Linked DNA regions of Homo sapiens: regions 2 and 3 are each linked to region 1. A link is a loop called in an ENCODE intact Hi-C map of the cell type or tissue named here. Cell type or tissue: prostate gland. All regions are shown on one strand.

Region 1 (8,000 bases):
ACTGTTCACAGATTAGTCGATGCAAATGTTAAAAACGTGTTGGCAAGCTGGATGAGCAGGTTTGTATTTTACCCTGAAAAGCTTCATGATTTCTCTCCCTGACTCGCTCCGTTCCTTCCCTCTCAGCCTCAGTGCATTGTATGTTGAAGGGGCGGGGGAGGGAGAGATGGGGAAAGCTTAAGCGATGGGAACCTTGAGGCCCAGGGATTTCAAGGAAAGCGAAATGAACCAGGCAGGGAGGTGCATGTTCTCTGTTCATTTCTTTCTCTAATGCGTCTCTCCTCCGGGTCAGAGCGCTAATGACTACCTCGTTCCTACGATTTAGGACGCGGGTGCTTTCACACGAAAGACACGAGGTCCTCTAGTTTTTCCTTCTTCGCTCCTCTAGCTTCTTTTTTACCCTCTTCCTTTCCTTCCTCCCTGGCCCCGAGCCCCCACCCCCTACACACACACACACACACACACACACACACACACACACACCCGTCTCCGAGCTCTGCCTCTCCTTCCCCAGTTTCCACTCCCCTGTAGTTTCCCTCTCCTTCGCCTCCTACTTTCCAGGAGGGATTTCTAATCCCATTCTAGTGCTGCCTGAAGGCACGTTCCGCTTTCCAAAGGCCTTTTTCTGTTCCCTTTCAGGTCATGGATTCAGGAGCCCAGGAATAAACCTAAAGCTTTTTTTCCTAACCGTTCAGATCGAAGGACTTTCGAGGTCCTCCTCAGTTCCACTTTTGCACACCTTAAGCTGCCCCCGTCGACTTGGCAACGTGTCCCGCGGTATTGTTCCTTTCATATTTTCTGTTTCTTAACAGGCAAACGCACATAAGGGTCCCCAGATGCAGCGAATGAACAGGTTTTCCTCGTAAAAATGATGGAGGTGAAGGTGGGGATGGGGGTGCTCTCCTCACTCCGGAATCTGAAGCGGGAGAGAGCTGGATAAACCGCCGAGATGACCTAAGTGGTCTGAGGCGACCAGCAGCGCGTCCACAGTGGAGGACCCAGGCCTCGGCTCAGACATGGCCTGCTCCGCTCTTTCCCTAGGCTCCTCTGCAACATCAGGCAACCAAGGCCTGCGCTCTCCTTTTCCTGAGGAGACTCCCTGGAACCTTCAAGAACCCCCCGACAGCCACCAGGATACCCGGTCTGAATGGTTTCCTACCAAGAAAGACCCCGAAGACCTGCAGTTCTGTCCAGAAACGAGTTTTTAGGGTCACTTGAATTTGAGCTGCTGCGAGGGCGGTGCTTTAGGGAGCAGAGTTCAAAGAGGAATTCCTCAGGACCCTAGGCCAGGTCCGCGTTAAAGGGCGCCTTACAAACCTCCTCTCCCCACACTCCCCCGCAGCCCCTTCCCCAACGTTTAAGGCACCGGATCTTGAGAAGCAAATCTAGTGCCCAGCTTCAAATCCCCGCCTTGGAAAAGTACAAAGAGAAAACTGATTTTTCAAATCCCAAAGCCCTTTCCTTTTAAGCAACTTGGAAAAACTCAGCTATAAACGCTTTCTCCTCTTATGCTAAAATTGAAAACTTATAGATTTTAGATGGAATGAAGAGAAGATATATTCCTTTTCCCTTTAAATAGCCACATTTCAAATTGTGCCAGGCAGCAATTTCTGCGAAAAAGGAGTGGCGGTTGGGATTGTTTGGGAGATGGAGTTTTATTTGTTCCCATTTATTTTGTTTTATTTTTGTTTTATTTTTTTCTTTGAGTTTCTTTGTTATTTTGAGATTCATCTAAGAGACTCAGAATTCCACTCTGAATAAAGCACTTTTTGTTGTTTCAAAATTTCAAACTGACATAAGTGTTGGATCATCAGTTTTCCCTTTGTCTGCCCTAGTTGTAAATAATGGCTTTGAGATTAGCTAATTAAGGGGCATTAATCACTGATAGAAAGGGAATAAATCAAAGCCTTGTTCTAAATTTCAAACTTGCCTGTATAGATGTGCATAGCTACTCTATCTGGAGCAGATAGGTGCTGTTTGAATTACTGTTCTTCAGAGTAAACCAAATCCACTTCGCTTTTAAAAAATGAATATTGTATTTATACAGCCTGGTTGTGCTGTTAAATTAAGTCTCTCTCCATTCTTATTCCGTTTCATAAACAAAGTGTAGAGACGACAGCGATTACGGGTTAAAAGAGCCCAATCTTAGCTTTTGCCTGGCATTATGCTTACCTTTTTGAGGGTGGGGAAGTCAGAAAAGGGAGGAATAAACCCTAAGCGGATACACATGGAAGGGGGATAAACAGATATGTATTGAGGTTTGTTTTTAATCAGAATACACTTTCTGTAGAAAATTTTCAAATCTTGCAGTATTTCAGGTATAATTCGCTAGAATACATTCCCTTAGCCCCCTGTGTAAGACATGAAAAACATTAGGTTCTGGTTTGTGAAAAAGAAAAGCAAGCATTCAGGGCGTGAGTGCGTGCGTGTGCGTGTGCGTGTGTGTGTGTACTGGAAAGAATAAGGCTCCTCTCTTCACTGCCTTTTGCTGCTGCAGTGATGCTCATTGCAGTTCGGCTGGTTCCACGCTCATAGCCCGGCACAGGGTTTGGGAGCTTGGACCATTTCAACACCGACAAAAGAGGCTTTTAAATAAGTACATGCCATAAAACAACAAGCCGGTCCCTGGGAGCAAGTAAAAATTTATTCGTTTCACGTAAAGCCCTCCGAAACAGTAAACACAGAGCAGATAATCCAGAGCCAGGCGGGGGATCTGCATCCTCTCGGCTTCGCGTCGGTGCCCGCGCGTGTGCGCGGCTGTGCGCGCACCTCGGCCTCTGCGGGCACCTCTCCCTCAACCCCCTCCCCAACCTTTGCAAGTGAAGACTTGTGTGTTGGGGTTCCTCACACCCTCCTCCTCCTGTGGGGCCTTGTCTCGGCTTAGCAGAGACTGTCATCTGAGGGCTCGGTTCAAGACTCCTGACTGGGAAATGTGCGGGTCTGGAAGGCAGAGTGGAGTCCCTGGGGCGAACTGGGAGAACTGCCCCTTTCTGCCAGAAAAGCGCCCCAGCCACGGGTTTGCCCCCGCACCGCCCCCCCCCCCCCGCCCCCCCACAACCTCCCAAGAGCTGCTGGTTGGAGAAAACGCCACTTCCCAGTCCCTAAGTCTCCCCACGTGTTGGGTTCCGTCCTTAACTGGACAGTGCTGGCTGCCAAAGGCAGGTGCCAATTCCCCAGAAGCTAAATCCTTCTAATAGCCTCAGCTTGCACACGTCTCTCCCCTCCTTCGGTTGCCGCTGCTTCTCCTTTTTCATTTTTTATTTTTAAAGTCAAGAACCTTATCACTGGTTTTAAGGTACCGTGCCATTAAAAAGAGGCTCGCAGTCTGCGGCGCGAGATCGAGGGGCCCAGGGAGAAAGGGGCCCGGGCGGAGGAGGAGCGGAGGCCAGGGAAGCCACATTTGCATAAAGCTTTGTCTTTCCTGCTTCTTAGGCTGCCGAGGGTTATAACGCTAATTACACAAGATTAATGTGGAGATTGTTCTCTATGGCTCACCAAGATTTATTTGAACAGTGAACTGCTCAAGATCCAAAGCCATAAACCATCCCACCCAGCCGCCGGCCCCCCGACTTTCTCCTTGCGGGAAGTGAAGTTTTTCCAAGTCCAAAGGAGAAAACGGGGAGCTGCCACTGGGTAGGAAGCTCCGAAGAGCTCATCTTGAGGGATATTGTTGTTTACACGAATTATCCGTCGGCCCTCGGATATACAAAGGCAATTCCCTGCCTTTTCTCTTTCTGCCGGCTTCCAAACGAAAGCCTTTTCTGCGGTGTTGTCTCTAAATTTGGGGGATGAGAGGCGGCCAATGAGCAAATCCGGTGCAGGAGCGCCCCCTCGTGGCTTCAAGGGGAAGGGACGCGGTTCTCGGCGTGCCCTCTGAGTTTGAGCGGTCTGATGCTGTCCCTCAGCGGATTAGAGTGGGATAGGGTTGAGTGCTGAGACTGGGAAAGCGGTTCTCAACCGCGGTTCACACTAGTATTCTAACCGAAATAGTAAACACACACACACACACACACACACACACACACACACACACACACACACACGACCACCTTCAGGGATTCTGATATTCTTAGGCAATTTTTTCTTTTCCCAGATAATATAATATGCTATCACTGTAGAGAACCAATATTTGAGAATTTCCTGGTTAGAGTGCAAGTGAAAAAGTTAACTGGCTTAATATTTAACTTTTATATATCATTTGATATTTACTTATTTTACCTAGAAAACCACAGGCCCACCATTATTTCCTGGGCTACTTGGGAGATATTATTTGAAAGATATTTTTTTTCAGGTTATTGGAAAAGTGATTTGAGTTTCAGTATTTGAAATTTTAAGATTTTTAAGACTAGGTTCTTGTTTCCTTCCTTCTTTCCTTGGGGTAAAATATATGTAGTGTTATCAATAATGATAAAAATAGAATTAATATAAAATTATAATTGTGAGGAGGGCAAGTAATAGCAGTCCACCACTCTAAGGTGGACACCAGATTCTTATTGCAGTAAGTTGTTGGTTGACTCACTTTGGACAATTCTTTTAATCAAGCTGTGCCTCAATTTCCTCTTCCACAAATGAAGTGAACCCATTGGATAATTTTAAGTTACCTTCTAGATTTAGTGAATGTGTAAACCTAAAGCACTAGAGAAAACACATGTTACTAAAAAGTTTGCAGATATAGGCTTTATATGTTATATTCATCCTTTCAAAGAGGAATTATTATTATAAATCCAGATTTTTGAAATGTGGCCTTTTCTATAGTCAAGGCATATCCAGAATTTTTTGTCTGGTACCAAAAAAAATCATATAAACATTAGAGAAATATAGCACAAACTTACACTAAAATAAAATTAAGCAACCTATCATTACTGCTCCATTCATCCAACCAGTCCTGCAATTCAGGCATAGTATTTTTGATAGTTTTGCTACTGTCTCCGCAAATGAATTGATATTTAAAAGGGAAGAAAACGCTGAATTTTTCTTCCACTGCACTCCAGCCTGGGCAAAAGAGCTGAATTCCATCTCAAAAAAAAAAAAAAAAGGAATATGAAATTGGAATTCAAATAAAGGTAGGCCTTATTTGTGGTTAGAATGGAGAACTGTGCCCATCACCATCTTTACATCATCTGCTTTACCACTCCAGCTAAGTGGTGAGCAGATACTTGTGATTAACTGCCCTTTGAGGGGCTTCAGCATGAAATATTTGAGACCCTTTCTGGGTTTCAGTTCTCAAGAACCAGATGTGCATCACCGAGACACTTTAGCAGAGGAGGCTGTGATTATTGGTATCAGCAGAAAAATGTGTTTTGGGAAGGCACCAATTAAAGGTGAAGTATCTCAAAGGAAACAGAAAAAAATTGTAAACAGCAACAGAACATGATGTTTTCACTTTGTTAATTCTCATCAAGAATCACAACACAATATAGCACTTAGATGCTCGATGGTTACATCAACACTCATATTAATATCTTTTAGTAAAATAAAGTATCAATCATATGAAAAATACAGTTTTTAATCATAAGCGGTAATTATTTTTAAGGTTACAGAGAGAATGAACATTTCAAAGACACAAGCACTGAAGCTGTTCACATCCCATACCTCATTTATGACAGCAACTTCAGAACTGGCTTATCTGGGCTATGCGTCCCAGCCTTTTGCATTTTTTCCTAGTAAATAAGCACTAGTTTGATTAAGGGACTTGCTTTGAAGTCTTGCTGGTATTTGAGATTTTCACAGTATTCTTGGCAACTTGGTTCCAAAAATGTTGTTTTATGATTACTTAAAAAAAATGTATCTGTGATGTTTAAGCAAAACAATAAGAGTTCATAAATAATTTGCTTTCATTTTATGGTAGTTTACATGATAATGTGACATAAAGAAGAGAATGTGCTTGAGTGTGTACAGGCATGTGTACAGCAATAGTAGTGGTGGTAGCACACACAGGTTGGGGTAACTGACCACTTCATGACACCTGCTATGAGAACTCCACCTCCTGCCACAGACCTGAACCTGGGCAGCCAGATTTTCACTATGCAACCAATCTAACCACCATTACCTCTGCCTTCTCCCTGCCCACAACTGACTGGAAAGGGATGAATCTCTTTTACAAGGATTCGGAGAAATCAAAGTCTCTCTCCCAGCACTTTGGGAGGCTGAGGTGGGCGGATCACCTGAGGTCAGAAGTTCGAGACCAGCTTGGCCAACATAGTGAAACCCTGTCTCTACTAAGAATACGAAAATTAGCTGGGCGTGGTGGCAGGTGCCTGCAGTCCCAGCTACTTGGGAGGCTGAGGCAGGAGAATCACTTGAACCTGGGAGGTGGAGGTTGCAGTGAGCCGAGATTCCCGCCACTGTGCTCCAGCCTGGGCAAAAAAGCTGAACTCCACCAAAAAAAAAAAAGAGAAAGAAAGAAAGAAAGAATGAAAGAAAGAAAGAGGAAGGAAGGAAGGAAATATGAAATTGGAATTCAAATAAGGTTAGACCTTATTTGTGATTAGAATGGAGAACTGTGCCCATCGCCATGTTTACATCATCTGCTATGTGCTATTGTTTAGCATCGGTCCTTGGTCAGACTGAGCTAATCTTCCTAGGCATTTTGTCTCCATCTAAAGATAGAACTTTACGATTAGGAATTTCTGACACTTGCAGATGTTAGTGAGGATGTTTTGGAGACATTTCTCAAAATGTGTCAATGCCTTTGGGAATGTTCTTGAAGAGAGAAAGAAAATAAAATGTATTAAGAAGCAATTTATATGGGGCAAGCATTTCGATACAGTGTCCTACTTAATCCTCACATGGCTTGGTGCTAGGAGTAGTCATCCACGCCCACTTTGCAGTCAGGAAACTGGGAGTCAGGAATTTCATAACTTAAACCACAGCAAAGATTGTTATCCTAGGGCTGAAATGGCATTTGGAGACCAGTGGTTATAATTCCAGAATCTAAAGTTATTCTGCCATGTGTGTTTCTTTCTATCAGTTAGTTATTTTGACTACGTTGGAGGAATATTCAACTCCATCTAATTACTCACTGATCTAGGTGGGCATCAAGTAAAACAGATAATATCACAGCCAAGATGTACAGAAGTAAGTTGCAGTCTTTTTCAAAACCTGATTTACTAAGATCATTGCTTTGGTTTTCTCAGAAACCTAGAAGCTGGTCTTAATGTTGAATTATCTCTGTTATCTGCATATAGGTAGATTCCCCTGGATTATAATTACTCACAGGTAGTCACATTTCCCCTTTTCCAAGAAACTTACCCCTCCAACAAATTAAGACACATCCTTTTCCTTATAGTATTTTCATCCTTCTTATTTTGGGTATTTTTTATCAAAAGATCCAGATGCTCTGTCCTGTCTCATTTGTCCCATGCTATTGTCTCATTCTCAAAGAGCCATTCATGATGAATGAGCCTTTAATGTTTTCTTTACATATATCCTTCTTTCTTTGAAGGATGTTAATATTCTTCCATTAATATTTCTTCTGAGCCAAGAGACAGATAACGTCCAACTGGCATATTTCCATACTGGACTGAATGATAATTTTATAATAAATATTGCATGTCATTTCTTATTATAAAAATCTCTTTTCAGCATGCATGTCCATTTTGTAAGAGGATTAGCTGGGCTTTGCTGTGGGATACTTGAACTTTTGGTAAGCTTTTTCAATCCTTTCATTTAGTGGAAAGGTGATTAAAATGACAGAAAAGCATTTAAACTTAGTTATCATGATCAACCTTCCCAATAGCTTTCTTTTTCTATCACGTGCTTTAGCCAGAGGTAAGAGAGCAATCATCTTTGAGGGCCTTCTCTACCTGCATCCTACGAAAATGAGTTTTCTAGAATTTTCTCAGATATTCCAGTGGAAGTGTTTCTTATAGTATCCTTTGCTGCCACCTGCTGTTCAGCCTACATTTATGAAAGCTGTCAATGCTATCCATTGTTGATGGTGTATTTTCTAACGTAAGGGGTGGGTAAAGATAACAAAACTGATGCATTGCCAGATCCTG
Region 2 (8,000 bases), 720 kb before region 1:
AGAATAACTTTTTTTAGTACAAGAATGTTTCATGAATATTTGGGTTATACTTATACTAAAAATGTTATTTGCTATTTATTCATGTTTATCTGGTCATCTTATATTGTATCTGGCAACCATACCAGTATATTTGTATATAAAAACACATATATACATGTATTTTTTTAGTCATTGTTGTTTCTGTATACAGAATCTGTATTTGGGGTTCTTTTAAATGACACATTGCAAATGCACACAATATGGTAGATGAACTATGAAGGTCTCAGGAACATATGTATTTATAAACAAAAACGCAAAAATATCAGTTGGCATATGAGTTTGCTAGGGCTGTCATAACAAGATACCACAAACTGGGAGGCTTAAAAACAGCAACATATTTTCTCACAGTTCTAGAGGCTGGAAATCCAAGATCAAAGGGCTGGCAGGGTTGGTTTCTTCTGAAGACCTCGTGGGAAGGATCTATTCTAGCCCTCTCTCCTTGGCTTGTAAATGGCTGTGTTCTTCCTATGTCTTCACATTTTCTTCCTCTGTACGTGTCTATGTCCAAATTTTCTTTTCCCACAATAGGCACCAGTTATATTGGATTAGAACACACCTTCACGACCTCATTTTAACATAATTATCTCTGTAAACAGCCTGACTTCAAATACAGTCACACTCTGAGGTACTGAGGATGTGGTATATACTGAAATACTTCAGTATATAAAATTTGGCAGGGTCAGGACACAATACAGCCCATAAGTATTGAAAAGAAGATATGGAAAAGACTGAGGAGGATGAGAATGAGATACTGGCAATTAGAAAAATGAGAACCGATGTGGCATTTAGATTATGAATAAGAAATATTCCAACTTAAATGTGCTGTTATATTGCCGGTATGAGTTTTAGGAGGTAGTTACTTGAGACACTTAGCAGCTACTCATAGAGTTAGATATTGAAATCTCAGTAGAGCCAAGATTCCTACTCCCAGTAAACTAAGTCTCAGTGTGACAAATAAAAGAAAGCATGTGAGTGAGATAGGTAAACCCCTAAAAGTGTTATTTCATCTCCCTCTCTAATATTTCAAATGTAGACCAAAGGGGAAAAAAGAGGAGAATAAATTTGGAACCATATTTTAAAATGTTTTCCAATTCAGAATGCTTAATGGATGCATTGAAATTCACTTTGAATAATGAAAGCAATTTTTTTTTCTAAAACGCTCGTTTAAAACCATGTTTTATTAACAAAGCTCTTAGGGGAATATTCTCTACTCTCTCAGGAACAATCACCCTTGGTTAACACAGAACCCTGGTCCTGTTTATTAGAACACATTAAAAATCAAATCACTTTCTTCCCCTCATACTTGAAGAAAGCAAAAATGTTAAAACAATTTGATAAAGATTTAATCATATTTCAACATTACCTTGGACATACTTTATGTATGTGTAAATCTTAAAAATTCCATCTTATACAATTTTCTGATAAAATGGTATTCCTGTCTGTAATTTTTAAAATTTCACACTAATTTAGCTACAGTAATTTTCGTTTAAAGTAAGAAAATGCTTCACCAGGCAGAATATAATTTATATCATGACCACAAGAATAACATTATGAGAGAAAGGCTATTGTTCATATATTTCACAGATTCTCATGTTTTAAGAAAGAGTGTTGTAAATTCAGCTTACTAGAATCTTTAGTAAAATATATTTATCAAATTCATCTGTTTGATAGCACAAAACTTGAATTTTTTTCCTTTTATTTTAAGATTTTTCTAATCTGGCAGTGAACTGAATAAATCTGCAATGTCTGTAGCTGGTTTATTCATTATTCAACCTGAGAAAACGTACAGGATGGTAAACCATATAAGTATGCCACATATCATATCGGTGAGGCCTTCCTTGATGCTACCAGATGTTTTACTTGCTCTCCTGTGCCTGAATACATCTATCACTGTACTTATCATGTAACTAGAATTAATTGTTTGCATGTCTGTTGCCCCTTACAAAACTATGAGCTCAAGGGCTCCTATTTACCAACACTTAGCACAAACATATGGTTAGCATTAACTAAATAAAAGTCTGTTGGATGAATAAAAGAATGTATGCAATTAAAATAATTATAGTAATTATAGTAGTAACAGTTCTAATTTACTGAGACCTTATTATGTGATAGGTAGCATGCTAGCCGGGTTATATAGATTGCTTTCCTTTCTTCTCACAACAACCTTGTATTAGAGATGTTACCATTATCTATTTACTAGATAACGATATCAGACTTGAAACGATGAACAGCAGTCTTGTAGTTTCAACTGAAGTCTTTCTGTTTTCAAATCTTGGGACTTAGTATGGTATAGTTAGTAAGAGTCTGGCCTGAAGAACACACTGCCTAGGTTAGACTCCTGGTTAAGTCTCTTATTAGCTGCATGGCCATGGGCAATTTATGGAATAGTTCTAAGCCTCAGTATCTTAACATTCCTATGCCTTGGTTTCCCATTTGTAAGTTAGAAATAGTGAGAATTATCCATGTATGAGATTGTGTTGAGTTGCAAATGACTATTACACTCAAAGCACTTAGAATTATTCCCTGGCTCTGGTAAGTACTAGGTAAGTGTTAGCATTTTTATTAGCATAGATTGCATCCATATTATGCTATATATTTCGCATTGTAAATTTTTATTGCCTAATTTACCACTCTGCTTTCAGTTCTAGAATAAACTGCAAACCTGCTATAAGTTATTCACTCTGCAGTTACACTGGCACAATATTTACACAGGCCCTGGTCACTATTTCTTACAATCAAATTCCTTTGATACAAAGCTCAGGTTAAAACTGAGCAAGACCCTGCAGGTGTAACTTTGTGCTACCTAAACAAAAGAGATGAATAGATGAGGTGTCTGAGTATGTCTAGACAGAAACAGAATCAGAGAAACAAATGATCTGGGGCATCATATGTCATACTATTACAAGGCCGATTTGTCAGTATACTATACTTGGTGGAATATTGGATTTTGAGGAAAGAAAGGAAATGGTAAAGTAACATTGGTTAATTCACTGCAAGTATTCCATGTATTAGGTTTAACACAGATTTAAATAACAATAGCATGAAAAAAGGAAATGGAGCTACATATCATTGACATTGAATAGTAGCTCTGTTTTGGGAAGGTTATTTTATCTTTTAATGGTGCCAGGTGTAAGATACAAGGAAGACATTCCTGAAGGACATTGCAAGAAACAATAGAAATTCTTAAACAGAGAAACTCCTTGAACACTAGAAATAACCAGGATGATTTGTTGCCTTTCAGTATACAATATCCATTTGTTAACAGTGAGCAAGAATTAGTTCCACAAGCAATTAGTGCAATAACTTCCACTAATCTTGATCTGTTGCACCCTACAATTTGCTCTTAATATTAAATAAAATATTAAAATGTGTGACTGTTTTTATATCATCAACCTTAAAAATCTCACTAAGTTATTTTAATCAATATACTTGTTTTAAGTAAAAGCCATTTAATCTCCTGACTTATACATTAACCTTCCATTAAGTATTAGTGAAGAAGTTAAATGTACCTTAGTCAATAATGCTAATGCAGGAACTGTTGTATTACCTATGGAGAAATGCGTATTCATATTATGTTAAAGTGGCTATCCTTAACGATTAACCATTATGTGTTAGGAAACTGATAATAAATTTGAAATATTCCATGATAAAATGAATTATAATGTTGAAACTGAGTTCTCTGTACTGTAATAATTTTGAAATGAGGTCATCTGCTTCTTCTGGTCAGTGCCTTTTAAGGCAATGATATTGAAGTGATGAAGACACCCTCGGTGACACTTTAACCTCACCTTGCGGTTTCACATCTTGGTGGGTAATAAATGAGGCTGCTAATTGAAACTGAAATGTATGAATCTATTGCATGGTAGTGTTTTAGCAAGCACTCTTTTTGTTTAAATAATGTGCCAATATCTGTAAGCTGCTTACTGTATGTAGAATTTCTTCTACCTCAAAACCATGTTACACATTTTGGTCTATTTCTTTATCAAGAAATGATATTCATTTTCAATCTCCCTTCCAGCACATTCTTCTATTTCTCTAACATTCTTCTGCAAATTTCCTCCCCACCAAAATCTTATTTTATGGTAAGAGTATTAATATAAATTCTAATGGGTTTGCAAGACCACACAAATGCATTTGCTTTCTCATTGAGGAAAATTTATGTACCTAGGTAAAAAGCTGCTTACTAGATAGGCAAGGAAAATATGTAGACTCTAAATTTTCCAGATATCTCCTTCCACTGTTGCAATTAAAAATGAAGATGCTTATTCATCATTACAATTCCATATCCATAAATTTTCTTCCATGTTTGTATTTGACATAACAAATATGATTTCATAACTTAAGCAAAAAAATAACTCAATGTCAGCAAGTTGTCAAAATCATCTCAAATTAAATGGCTTATTGCTCTTGTCTTTGCCACCTGTAGGTGTCCTTGCAGTACCTCAGGAGAAGAGGCTAATATTTTGAAATATTTTTATATATGTGTGTGTGCGTTTCGTATATTTTCAGTTTATTAAGAAAAGTGCATAAAGTCTACATAACCCACTAAAATTGTGTCTTAACTTCTTTAAGACAACAATAGCCTTTTAATTTATTGATATAAAGGAACAAAACAGAAATTAATGTCTACTCTGATATTTAGTAAAATGTTTAAACCCATGGTGCCATTTTTTGCCTAATAATTTGTTTAAAACTATTCTGAGGCTGATGTTAACTCAATAGTTGCCTTATTCTTTATGCCAATTGCTTAAGATCTCAGTTCCTCCCTGTGGGAAAATATTTTTCCCATATCTCTTGTATCATCAGTTAAATAAAAGTTATTACATTTAGAGTTACATGGTGTTTTAATCACTTATTTGTTATATATTATAACATGCATAACTCCAAAATCAAAACTAAGTTTTTACATTGCATTATTTTAGGAAAATCTTTGTTAATAAAGAATTCATTCTGGGCACTCATTTTTCATAACCATCACTACATAATTTTTATCCCATTTCAAGGTGGCCTATGTTACTTTTATTTCATTATACCCTTATCCATAAAAATACTCTGAAAACCTCTTGGAATTTCAAACTTGCAAATGTTTTTGACTTTAAGAAGAAAATAAGATAACCAACCAGGACATGAAAACTGTGTGTAGTATTTATAAACACGTTTCTTTTATAGAAGTACTCTGCATTATTTCATCAACCTAGTAAGCGTCATACTTACATTGAACACTAACTATGAGGCAAGCATAATTTTCAATTCATTTTAGCTTCACAATGCTGCTGGACATATCTACTATTTCTCCTCTTAAAAATGGGAAAATACAGGTACAGAGAAGTTAAGTTTGTTCCCCACAAAAGACACAGGAGGATTTGGTCAGGATTTGGAGCTGGGCCATTGACTCTTGAGTCAACGCTTATACAATACCCTGCATTCCCATGATGCACTGTAATGAAGTACTGTGGAGAAAGGTCTTATAATTATTGAAAGATTCTTCTTTAATATATATTTTTCTTTTACTGATGAACAGGTTTGAGCAATGATAAAATTATACACATAGAGAATCATCGTGGGCTAACTCTTACAGAACCGCCTTTCTTCCCCTAAATGGGAGAAGAAAAGCAGAGATTTCATTCTGTAACATTGTCTTTACCACAGGCTTTTATTCAACATAATTCACTTTTTAAAAATTTTGAGAAAAATCAAGCTGATGGGGATTCTCTTTACTGCATTCATTCCTTAGAAGGCTCTGTAAGCTACAAGACAGCAGAAAATAAGATCAAGGTAGACAAGTGTCCGCATACATATTTAGGGGAATAGAAACCAAACTTCATTCTAACCCAGTGGTAACCAAGTAATCAGTTACTGTCCAGGAAACAATGAGGATGAAATAGGCTGCTCCCAGAGACATAAGGCTGTGTGAGTAAAAAGGGAACGCTGACTCCTGGGCAGCATCTGGAAGGATGACAGAAACTAAAGACAAAAGGTTGTCCTCCCCTGATGCATTGGTACTTTAAATAACTGAACATCGCCCAAAAAAAAGCAAGGAATATGATCAACAAATGAGGGCCATCCATAAAAGGATAGGCTCAGCACATTAGGACAAGGTAGATACGGAGATAGGATATCACTGCAAACTCTAACATTATGAAAGGAGATGCAGGAGACATTTGTATAGGCTGAAAAAACTCAGGTGGAAAATAAAATGAAGTAAAACCTCATCTTAAACAGGCACATATATACAACTCTTTATAACTAAGAAATAATGAGGAAAATGTACATGGATAGAATGAGAGCTATTGGCAGAAGGTAAGAAGACTTCAGTGATAGTCTTAATTGCTTTATGTCATATATATCCTATCTGGCTTTCTACAAATCAGCTATGAGAGTTCCTTGCACAGACAGAATACCAAATCAGATGCACCATGTTTATACAGCATGATATTAATTATGCCCCTTGCTCCACAAATTTTCCAGTCTTATCTCCATCCACAGTTACATGAGTTTAACCCCAGGAATTCTCTTAGATTTTAAACAAGCTTATAGTTGCTTTGATGAGGTGAATCACACATATGCAAAATAAATAAATAAATAAAATGATTAAATGGAGGTAATAGAAAGGCAGAGAATTACAAGTGGTGAAAATGACCTATCGATTAAGGAATATGCATCTTTTCTATAAGCAACATATTTTAAAAATGATATTTATTACCAATAAAGTGAGCAAACTGATATATGTGTTGATTTTCATTGGTTGCCATGTTTTGGAAAATGACATAGTTTTCCTTTTTCTGTTTCTTCTATTAAATATTTTGTTAAGAACATGTGCCAGCAAATTCTTCTAACTACCTGCTGGTTGTAAGTTAAATACTTTTGCAGACTGCCTTGATTCTCTTTCAGGTCAGCAGGGTACTACTTAACAAATGGAAATTAATTCTATAATAGTCCAGATGTATTCAAGCATTATACAGTTGTGATTTAAAGGTATGAAAAGAATAATATCATGGGTATTTTATATATATATATATATATATATATATATATATATATATGTTCTCCATTAACATTCATCCATGTAAGAAGTATATCTGTTAATCAAGGAAGCTTCTACATACAAGTACGTAAGGCAGATTTTTTGTATTGTCTGTGTAGATTACTAATCCTGACACAGTCTTCTCATTAATAGCATTTAGTATAAAGTTACATTGCTCTACAATATTATGGAAATTATAAGACCATTAATGACACAGTGCCCTCATACCTATTCTCCTCAATTTCCTTCCCTTATTATTCCACTGCTTCTCTTTCTTTCCGTGATATTTTCTGAGCTCAGATTTAATTTAAAAACAATATTTTCTTGATTCCTACCCTCCTCTCAGATTACCCCCAGCACCTCCTTGTTTATCTAAAGCCTGACTTTTGCTGAGGATCATCCGTCTTGCCTAGAGTAGATACTGTATCTTCCCAGCTTCCCAGTATGGCACCACATATTTTATTCCTCTTCTCTATTGGAAACCCCCTCTTTTGCTTCACTGGATTTCTATTACTCTCAGCCACTTATTGTCATTCATATTAGACTGGAAACAAGCTCACTAGTCTTTCTCTTCGAGATTTAACATTATATGAAAACTTCTGATACAAAGGATTTGCCATATTGCAGGGAAGAGTTTTGGGGTTGGCTTCATAAATTGAAGTTCATTGGTAAATTGAGGGAACACTTGTCAGCCAACTGGACTTTGGAAGAAGATAGAATTTCCAGGTGTTCTCAGCTTATGTACTCCCACTGGTTTTATCCAGAATTAGCTTTAGGTAATAAATCTTATGTTTTTTTCTGGAAAACCACAGCACTTAGGAATAGAAGACTGAGGTTAAGCCAATGTCCTTCATCCTGATGCTAAAGGGTTCTGCGCCATCTAGCAGTCAAGATCCCATGCAGACTTTGTTGCTCTTCCTGCCATCACTGGGGAAGG
Region 3 (8,000 bases), 1.0 Mb before region 1:
AGAGTCTGCAAGACTTAAAGCATCAGCTCTGGCTGATGACTAGCAAGAAAATGTGGACTTCAGTCCTATAACCATGATTAACTGAATTCTGCCAACAACCAGAGGGCTTGAAAGAAGACTCAGAGCATCATATGAGCTTGCAGCCCAACCAACACCTTGTTTTCAGCCTGGTGTGACTCTGAGCTGAGAGCATAGCTAACCCATTTCTGGAATCTTGACCTATGGAACCTGTGACGTAATAAAGAGGTGTTGTTGTTTAAGGCTGTAAATGTGTGGTAAATTGTTATGCAGGAATAGAAGACAAATACAATAACATAGAGTTTATTTCTCTTTCATGTGAAAGTAGCCTAGAGATGCGTAATCCAGGACTAATCTGTTGTCTGAGTCATCAGGATCCTTATCTTGCTGCTTCGCCATTCTTAGTATGTCACCTCATGGTACAAAATGGTGCCTCAAAATTGAGCCATCACATCTACTAGTAGACAGTAGGAAAAATGAGGGTAAAAAGTAGGCATATCCATTTTCCTCTGAGAATTCTGGGAATCACAAAACACTTGTGATGTTATCTCCTTGGCCATTATTTAGCTACATGGCATGTGCAGTTGTGTAAAGGAATGATTTTGACAGTCTGAAGAAACAGAAAATTAGCATGTAACTGGCAGATCTATCTCTTTTAAATGAAAGCTATCTTTAGAGAATAGATTCTAACAAATCTGTGGTTATTCTATTATTTTGAAAGAGGAATTCCTATGCTTTACAAATTATATTATATGCGAAGCTCAGACTTCATATTAAATCACAGTTTCACAACTTAATATATGGCTTGAGAGTCAAGTAAGTTTGTTTTTGTAACCTGTAAAATTGAGGCAATTATTCCAATGTATAGGCACTCTTAGATTAAGTGAAAATACATAGAGGTATAGGAGGTGAAGGTGCCAATTATGCAATGTTACAATACAGTATGGTTGCTGCATTCACTTACTAAGGAGTATGGGTCATCAGGTTGCCCTACTGAGTGAAGAATACTATTTTTCAGCATTTGGACAAATATATAATTAAACTCACAGATTACTGCAATATGTAACATGAATAGGAAAAAAAACTAAAGAGAAGGTGTTTTTAATCCATCACTTTGTCCATTATTTTCCTAATACTGTAGGAAAATGAAATGGAATTCCAGTAGACTTGAGTATCAAAAGTATCACTACATAAATTAACAAAATAATCTATTCAATAAGGCCACTTAAGACAGCTAATTTAAATATTAAAGAATATCTCTTAAGAGTAATGAATTATGGTAAATGGATACTCTGTTGATTCTCATTCTCAATTTCCATATGGATTGCTTAACCAACTATTTCAACTGCGACTTAAGGTTGCTTGCTCTTGTCTGTATGTAGTTCTGTTAACACTGAGAAGGCCTAAATTTCCTATTTGCTAGTGCTGGTAGGTATTTGCCTAATTCCTTATTAGATGGTACATATTTTGTTCACTGAGGTTAAAATGAAATTAGGGGGAGATCATTAAGACAGAGCTCCATTTTCTTTATGTGAAATATTTACATCAACTGTTTCATTCCTCAACAATCGTTTCTCTGATTTTAGCTGTAGTATCAGGAAATAGTCTTTAAAAATGTATTAATGAACTGAAAATTATATCAGGCTTTGCGATTCAGATTTCAGATACTTCCTGTAAGTTGAATCAAATCTGACAAGAGGTTTATGAATGCTACAAATACATATGCCACCATGTAAGTATTCATTATTCTCAATTAATTGCTGTATAAGATGAAATAATGTACAGCTAACAATCAGAATTAGAGCCACGTTACACCAAACTTGGTTCTTTCTCACACAAAATATGAAATTAAATGATCTAATATGGTGATTGATTTTAGAAGAAAGGTAATATGTTTTGAGGGGATTTACAGAGGACTAATTGATCATATATATTTTGAATTAATATGTGTGTAAATTGATAGTATTTCTGTTGAATAATATATATACACATATATAGTTGTGCATATATATCTATATATGTATATGTATTTATATATGTGTATATGCATATACACATATATCTTATAGACATCTATATATGTACTTGTGTACTACATGTGTTCTCATTTCAAGAACAATAGCAATAGCAAATTCTTTTGTAACAAAAGCAAAGAGAAATTTTAGGAAATGTACACCTATTCTTGTTTCATTCAATTCTTTTTCTCAATTTATGCTTGTGTATAAGACATCTGGAAATTAAAGACCTATAGATAAAAGAAAGTAAACATTAAAACTAATGCAAATTCAGGCCAGGCATAGTGGCTCATGTCTGCAATTTTGGCACTTTGGGAGGCCAAAGTGGGTGGCTGGCTTGAGCCTAGGAGTTTGAAACCAACCTGGACAACATGATGAAATCCCATCTCTACAAAAGATATAAAAATTAGCCAGGCATGGTGGTGCACACCTGTAGTCCCAGCTACTAGGGAGGCTGAGGTGGGACAATCACCAGAACCTGGGTAGTTGAGTTTGCAGTGAACTGAAATCACACCACTGCACTCCAGCCCGGACAACACAGTGAGACTGTCTAAAAAAATAATCATCATCATCATGCAAATTCAATAACAAAAGAACTGTTCACTTTGTAATATAAAATGAGTTTCTGTAAGTATGTAGAGGAATATCTTGCTTAAGATTGATAAATCTATGAAGATCATATTTTAAACCCACAGATTTTGACTAAAAATATCAAGTAATTATGAAAAAATTAGAATAAAACATCAAGTTCATTTTTACCATGTTTTTAATTATGACTTGTCTTTGTTACATTGGACATAACACAAACTATGATCACTGAAAATTCATACATTTCCTGATTGTATTTTGTTAATAATCTGTTTCCTAATGATAATAATTTTGAGAGTTTCAAATACCGGTTTTATAGAAAATCCCTTTTTGAAAGGGAAAAAAAATCGGAATTATAAATAATTGAGCCCATTATTGTCTGCACGTGGGCCGGCGAGTAGGAGAAAGTGGAGTAGTTAGCCTTAATTATCTGGATAATTTATTTCTGTCAACCCAGCCTTGGTGCCCTTTCCTTTCAAAACTGAAAAGTTATATTAGAAATTATAGTTCGTCTTAAAGGAACTATAACATTAGAGATGACATTTCAGCACATTTGTGGATAAGTTATTTTCACTATGTCACCTTTTCCTGTGATAGTTGTGCAGTGTTCCTATCCTAGGCTAGAGATTGAAAGAGTAGATGACAGGAGGGTCAGGGGACTCTTCTCTCTCCCTTGGAGGCTCCTACCATTGCCGTCTGCAATCAGATTGTTAGCATGTCAGCTCAGTCTGTCAGAATCCCCTTAGTGCTGCTCAGCCAGCTGAGAGAAAATACCTTGTGTATTGGCTGTGGATGTCCCTTAAGAACACCCAGTCACTCAGTCATGCAGCCTAAATAGGGCAGCAGACAGCACCTTCACACCAGTGTACGATAACTGAGCTTTCCATCGATGTGTCTTGACCTTATAAGAAGCGCTGTAAAGGGCCAGGGTGAAGAGCCCAGAAAGGCTTGATTGCTACTAACCTTCTCTTGTCTGTTAAAAATGGCAGCTTCTTTTACTCAAGTCACTCAGAAACAAATGTAATAAAACAATCTTTACTCAGAAAACCAATAAGGCATTTCTTTTATGCAGTGATGAAACACAACCACTAGATGACACCAAGAGATAGTTTGTATGTCTGATTAATATCCTGTACTCAGTTGTCTGTTCAAAGGTGACATTCTTGCTAAGATTTTCACTGAGATCACAGATGCAGGCCAATTAAGTGATCTAAGTTTTTAAAGTTGTCTTGCTTTGATATTATCAATTACCATCTAATCAAGAAGACAAAGTCAAACGAAACAAAATAAAACACAAAGCAAAAAGCAGATGTGGGGTCATTTGGACACTCAGACTTAAACATTTCCACTTCTGTTTCTTGTTGTCTGTACCATTAATAAGATACTCCAAGTGAGTCATTACTGTAATTTAGAAAAGTTCTGCCAAAAACCTCTATCATAAATCCTTCTTAGGCGCTTGAAATTCAATTGTAATATTCTCTCCACACTACATTTATAAGCCAAGCCCCAGCAATATACTAATACATTTTACATAGTTGTAAACAATTGGCATGCTTATGCATCTCTGTCAGAAAGAGAAAAACTATAAAGACTAATAAGATTCAACTTTCAAACGATTATCTGTATTTCCTTCAAAAAATAACCAGTGTTTCATCTCAGATTTTGTATGCTGATAGTTCTTTGCAAATTAACATAATTTGTATTTGGAGATCAGTCTTAAACTTTAAAACATTAGCTTTTGTATATAGTAGAATACTTTTATAATAGCAGGATATCTATACAATAAGAGTTGCATGCAAATTTCAAAATCTACTGCCTGACCAGTAAAATTCTTCAGAAGTCCAAGAGATGGCATAAAGAAATAGTTAATATTAAATACGTAATTCTAATAACTGCTGCTTGCAACTTCTTGGTAAAGTTTCTATGTGCAGCTTTGAAAATATAATGGATTTCATTATTTTAACAATTTCCATATGGTAAATACAATTGCATTTTTTCAAAAAATATATTTACTATTAGAAAAATTGTATATTGATTAAATAATGGGAAAACTCAATGCTCTTGGTCATAAAAGCAACATTTGAGGCATATGATTATCTGTAAAAGTAAAATGTGTGGAAATTAACAGAACACAAGATCATACTCATGTATTAAATATTAAGTTAGTAAATCACATGTACATCCATTAATTACAAATGTCAAATGACAAGAAAAAACAAATACAACTTCAATCTGAAATAACTATTTTTTTGAAAACCACAACATTCTGCTCTGATTATTTAGGACATCCCTTCTGTTTCCTTTGTGGTTTGTGGAACATTACATATGTGATTTTCCTGAGTTTTATGGGATTTTCTGAAATTATGGCAAGATTTTCTAATGTAAATAACACTTGTATCTTGGAGTCAATATACAAAGGCATATTTCACATTAATTCGTTAAAAAGTCTTAGTTAATTGGCATAAGAAATATGCATATCTATACAGACCGCATCTTTTTTTTTTTCTTGTTTTGTCAAGTGAAAAACTTAGGATGGATCCACTAAAAAAACGTGGTTTGTTTCCAATGGTAAAATGTAACTTTATTATAAATTATGTGTGCCTATTTTTCATAAGAATTCCTCTGAAATTCCATAAGACTGTAGAAAATTAGCCATTCAGAAATATTTTACTTTTAGGATAAATTTATGATTTTAAAAAATTAGCCATTTTGTTTTATTGAAATATATAGGTGGGAGGAAGGTCTTACAGTTTTATACCAATCACTTATTCTCCCTGAGGTTCCATTGAGTTACTTCTTCTCTGTTGAATTAACTGTATTAACTTTGCACTTCAGAGAAAAATATGGATTTCAAGTCTATAAAATGAAACACACACACACACACACACACACAAACACATGCCTTATTCTGAAATACCATGCAGAGCACTACAGTTTTGTAATGCCATGATGTGTTAACTCTTCCTTTGTGTTGAAGTCCTGGATCAGTAGGTGTTATCTTTGAAATTCCATTAATAGAAGTTATATAGAGACATGGCAATGGAAAGAAAAGTAGCCCTGAAATATTGTAATGCACAGTTGAAATGAGTGTATTAAAGATAAAATATCAAGTTTAATTAGATATTTTTGGCTTGTTTTGCATCTTTTGTTTTTTTATGTCCTAAACTTTGCAGTCATTTAAGCAGAGATATTTTGTCATTTGATTATATTTATGGAGAAGCTTCGATTACTAACCATCTGAGTTTTAGACAGAGACCTCACAAAGCGGCTTAAAATAATTTGGCTGTCTAATTTATTTTTCTTCCTTTTTTTGATAGAGATATTTTCTTTATTTTTCCCTCCATTTACAGGTGCAGAATTAAAGAACATGTTCACTCACTATATTATTGATGCACTTAAGTGGAGTGTTCCAAAGCATGTAATTACCATGTAGGCTTATGGCCCTGAAGTAGCCCAGGATAGTGGTGCTGCATATCCATGATTTGAAGGACATACAGTGATGATTATAGAGGCAGTACTCTACATCCATTCTGGCCCTTTTGTGTTTAGCTGGTTGTCATGGCAAATAATTGGATAGAATTTAAGCCACTTTCTTCCAAGTGGGAAATTCATAATTTTACCCTTCACCTAATTTTGTAGATACTTTTAAAGAATCTTAAAGTTTCTACATGAATGACGTAGAGCAGTGTGGGAAAAATTTTCACTTTCAGCAGGCACATCAGAAATTAAACTTCCGCTTAGGGGGTAAATAAATCAATTTCCATTTTCATTAAATGGCTTCATTTTCCTATAACTAAGCCACAGACTTTGTGTTTCTTCACTAAAACAAGGCCAATGTGGTTTACTTTGACAGCTTCCGAGAGAAATGGAAAAACAGAGTAAAATATTGAAATCTTATTAAATTTTAGCGAAAATGACATTTTGCCTAGAGTCCTGTCGGCAAAAGCTTAAAACCTTTTCAAAACACAGCTGAGGGAGGAAACTGTAACTAGAAATGGTTTATGCTAACAGCATAATAGGGTTTGTCATAGGGAGGATATTAATTGACCCAAAGGATATGTAAGTCATGTAATAATGATACATTTCATAATTAATTTCTGTTTTAGTTGTATAATATTGAAAGATAAATCTTTTATAATATATCCTCCTTTTATTTGTAAAATACAGTTATAAAACCTTCAAAAATTTAGAATTGATGGATTTTAGTCATTATTCAGCCCAGTTATTCTCTGAGAGGTATCATTCAGCCAAATTTTATTTTATTTTATTTTATTTTATTTTATTTTATTTTATTTATTATGCTTTAAGTTTTAGGGTACCTGTGCACAACGTGCAGGTTTGTTACATATGTATACATGTGCCATGTTGGTGTGCTGCACCCATTAACTCATCATTTAGCATTAGGTATATCTCCTAATGCTATCCCTCCCCCCTTCCCCCACCCCACAACAGACCCCAGTGTGTGATGTTCCCCTTCCTGTGTCCATGTGTTCTCATTGTTCAATTCCCATCTATGAGTGAGAACATGCGGTGTTTGGAATACTTTCCATGGTGTATATGTGCCACATTTTCTTAATCCAGTCTATCATTGGTGGACATTTGGGTTGGTTCCAAGTCTTTGCTATTGTGAATAGTGCTGCAATAAACATACGTGTGCATGTGTCTTTATAGCAGCATGATCTATAATCCTTTGGGTATATACCCAGTAATGGGATGGCTGGGTCAAATGGTATTTCTAGTTCTAGATCCCTGAGGAATTGCCACACTGACTTCCACAATGGTTGAACTAGTTGACAGTCCCACCAACAGTGTAAAATTTTTCCTATTTCTCCACATCCTCTCCAGCACCTCTTGTTTCCTGACTTTTTAATGATCACCATTCTAACTGGTGTGAGATGGTATCTCATTGTGGTTTTGATTTGCATTTTTCTGATGGCCAGTGATGATGAGCATTTTTTCATGTGTTTTTTGGCTGCATAAATGTCTCTTTTGAGAAGTGTCTGTTCATATCCTTCACCCACTTTTTGATGGGTTTGTTTGTATTTTTCTTGTAAATTTGTTTGAGTTCATTGTGGATTCTGGATATTAGCCCTTTGTCAGATGAGTAGGTTGCAAAACTTTTCTCCCATTCTGTAGGTTGCCTGTTCACTCTGATGGTGGTTTCTTTTGCTGTGCAGAAGCTGTTTAGTTTAATTAGATCCCATTTGTCAATTTTGGCTTTTGTTGCCATTGCTTTTGGTGTTTTAGACATGAAGTCATTGCCCATGCCTATGTCCTGAATGGTATTGCCTAGGTTTTCTTCCAGGGTTTTTATGGTTTTAGGTCTAACATGTAAGTCTTTAATCCATGTTGAATTAATTTTTGTATAAGGTGTAAGGA

What was found. Hi-C counts contacts between places; a loop is a spot of excess contacts. Peaks named below come from ENCODE experiments on the same cell type or tissue, not always from the same donor. Only the 100,000 strongest peaks of a DNase experiment are listed, where the experiment ranks them.
Region 2: it touches region 1 in a loop (2.5-fold over the local background); 8 of 110 quality-filtered maps call a loop at or near these places.
Region 3: a loop joins it to region 1, with 5 times the contacts of the local background. A loop is called at or near these places in 14 of 110 quality-filtered maps.

Annotation. Positions count from the first base shown.
Region 1 is chr5:50,958,945-50,966,944 of GRCh38, reverse strand. It overlaps LOC124901181 (a long non-coding RNA gene), which reads left to right. Exons shown (of 2, transcript XR_007059131.1): 1 at 1-59; 2 at 813-1,794. Among named protein-coding and RNA genes, the nearest start is that of LINC02106, 7.2 kb to the left of the region's middle. RefSeq lists an enhancer at 3,304-3,841. In prostate gland, CTCF peaks have their summits at 3,854 (motif pointing left) and 7,886 (motif pointing left); a DNase peak (open chromatin) is centred at 3,824; H3K4me3 peaks cover 2,837 bases; H3K27ac peaks cover 3,902 bases.
Region 2 is chr5:51,681,429-51,689,428 of GRCh38, reverse strand. No RefSeq gene overlaps it. Among named protein-coding and RNA genes, the nearest start is that of ISL1, 300 kb to the right of the region's middle. RefSeq lists an enhancer at 3,225-3,809. In prostate gland, a CTCF peak has its summit at 4,482; no DNase peak of the experiment used is centred here.
Region 3 is chr5:51,956,751-51,964,750 of GRCh38, reverse strand. It overlaps LOC105378959 (a long non-coding RNA gene), which reads left to right and starts at 358. Exons shown (of 3, transcript XR_948315.2): 1 at 358-422; 2 at 1,676-1,750. In prostate gland, a CTCF peak has its summit at 3,720 (motif pointing right); no DNase peak of the experiment used is centred here.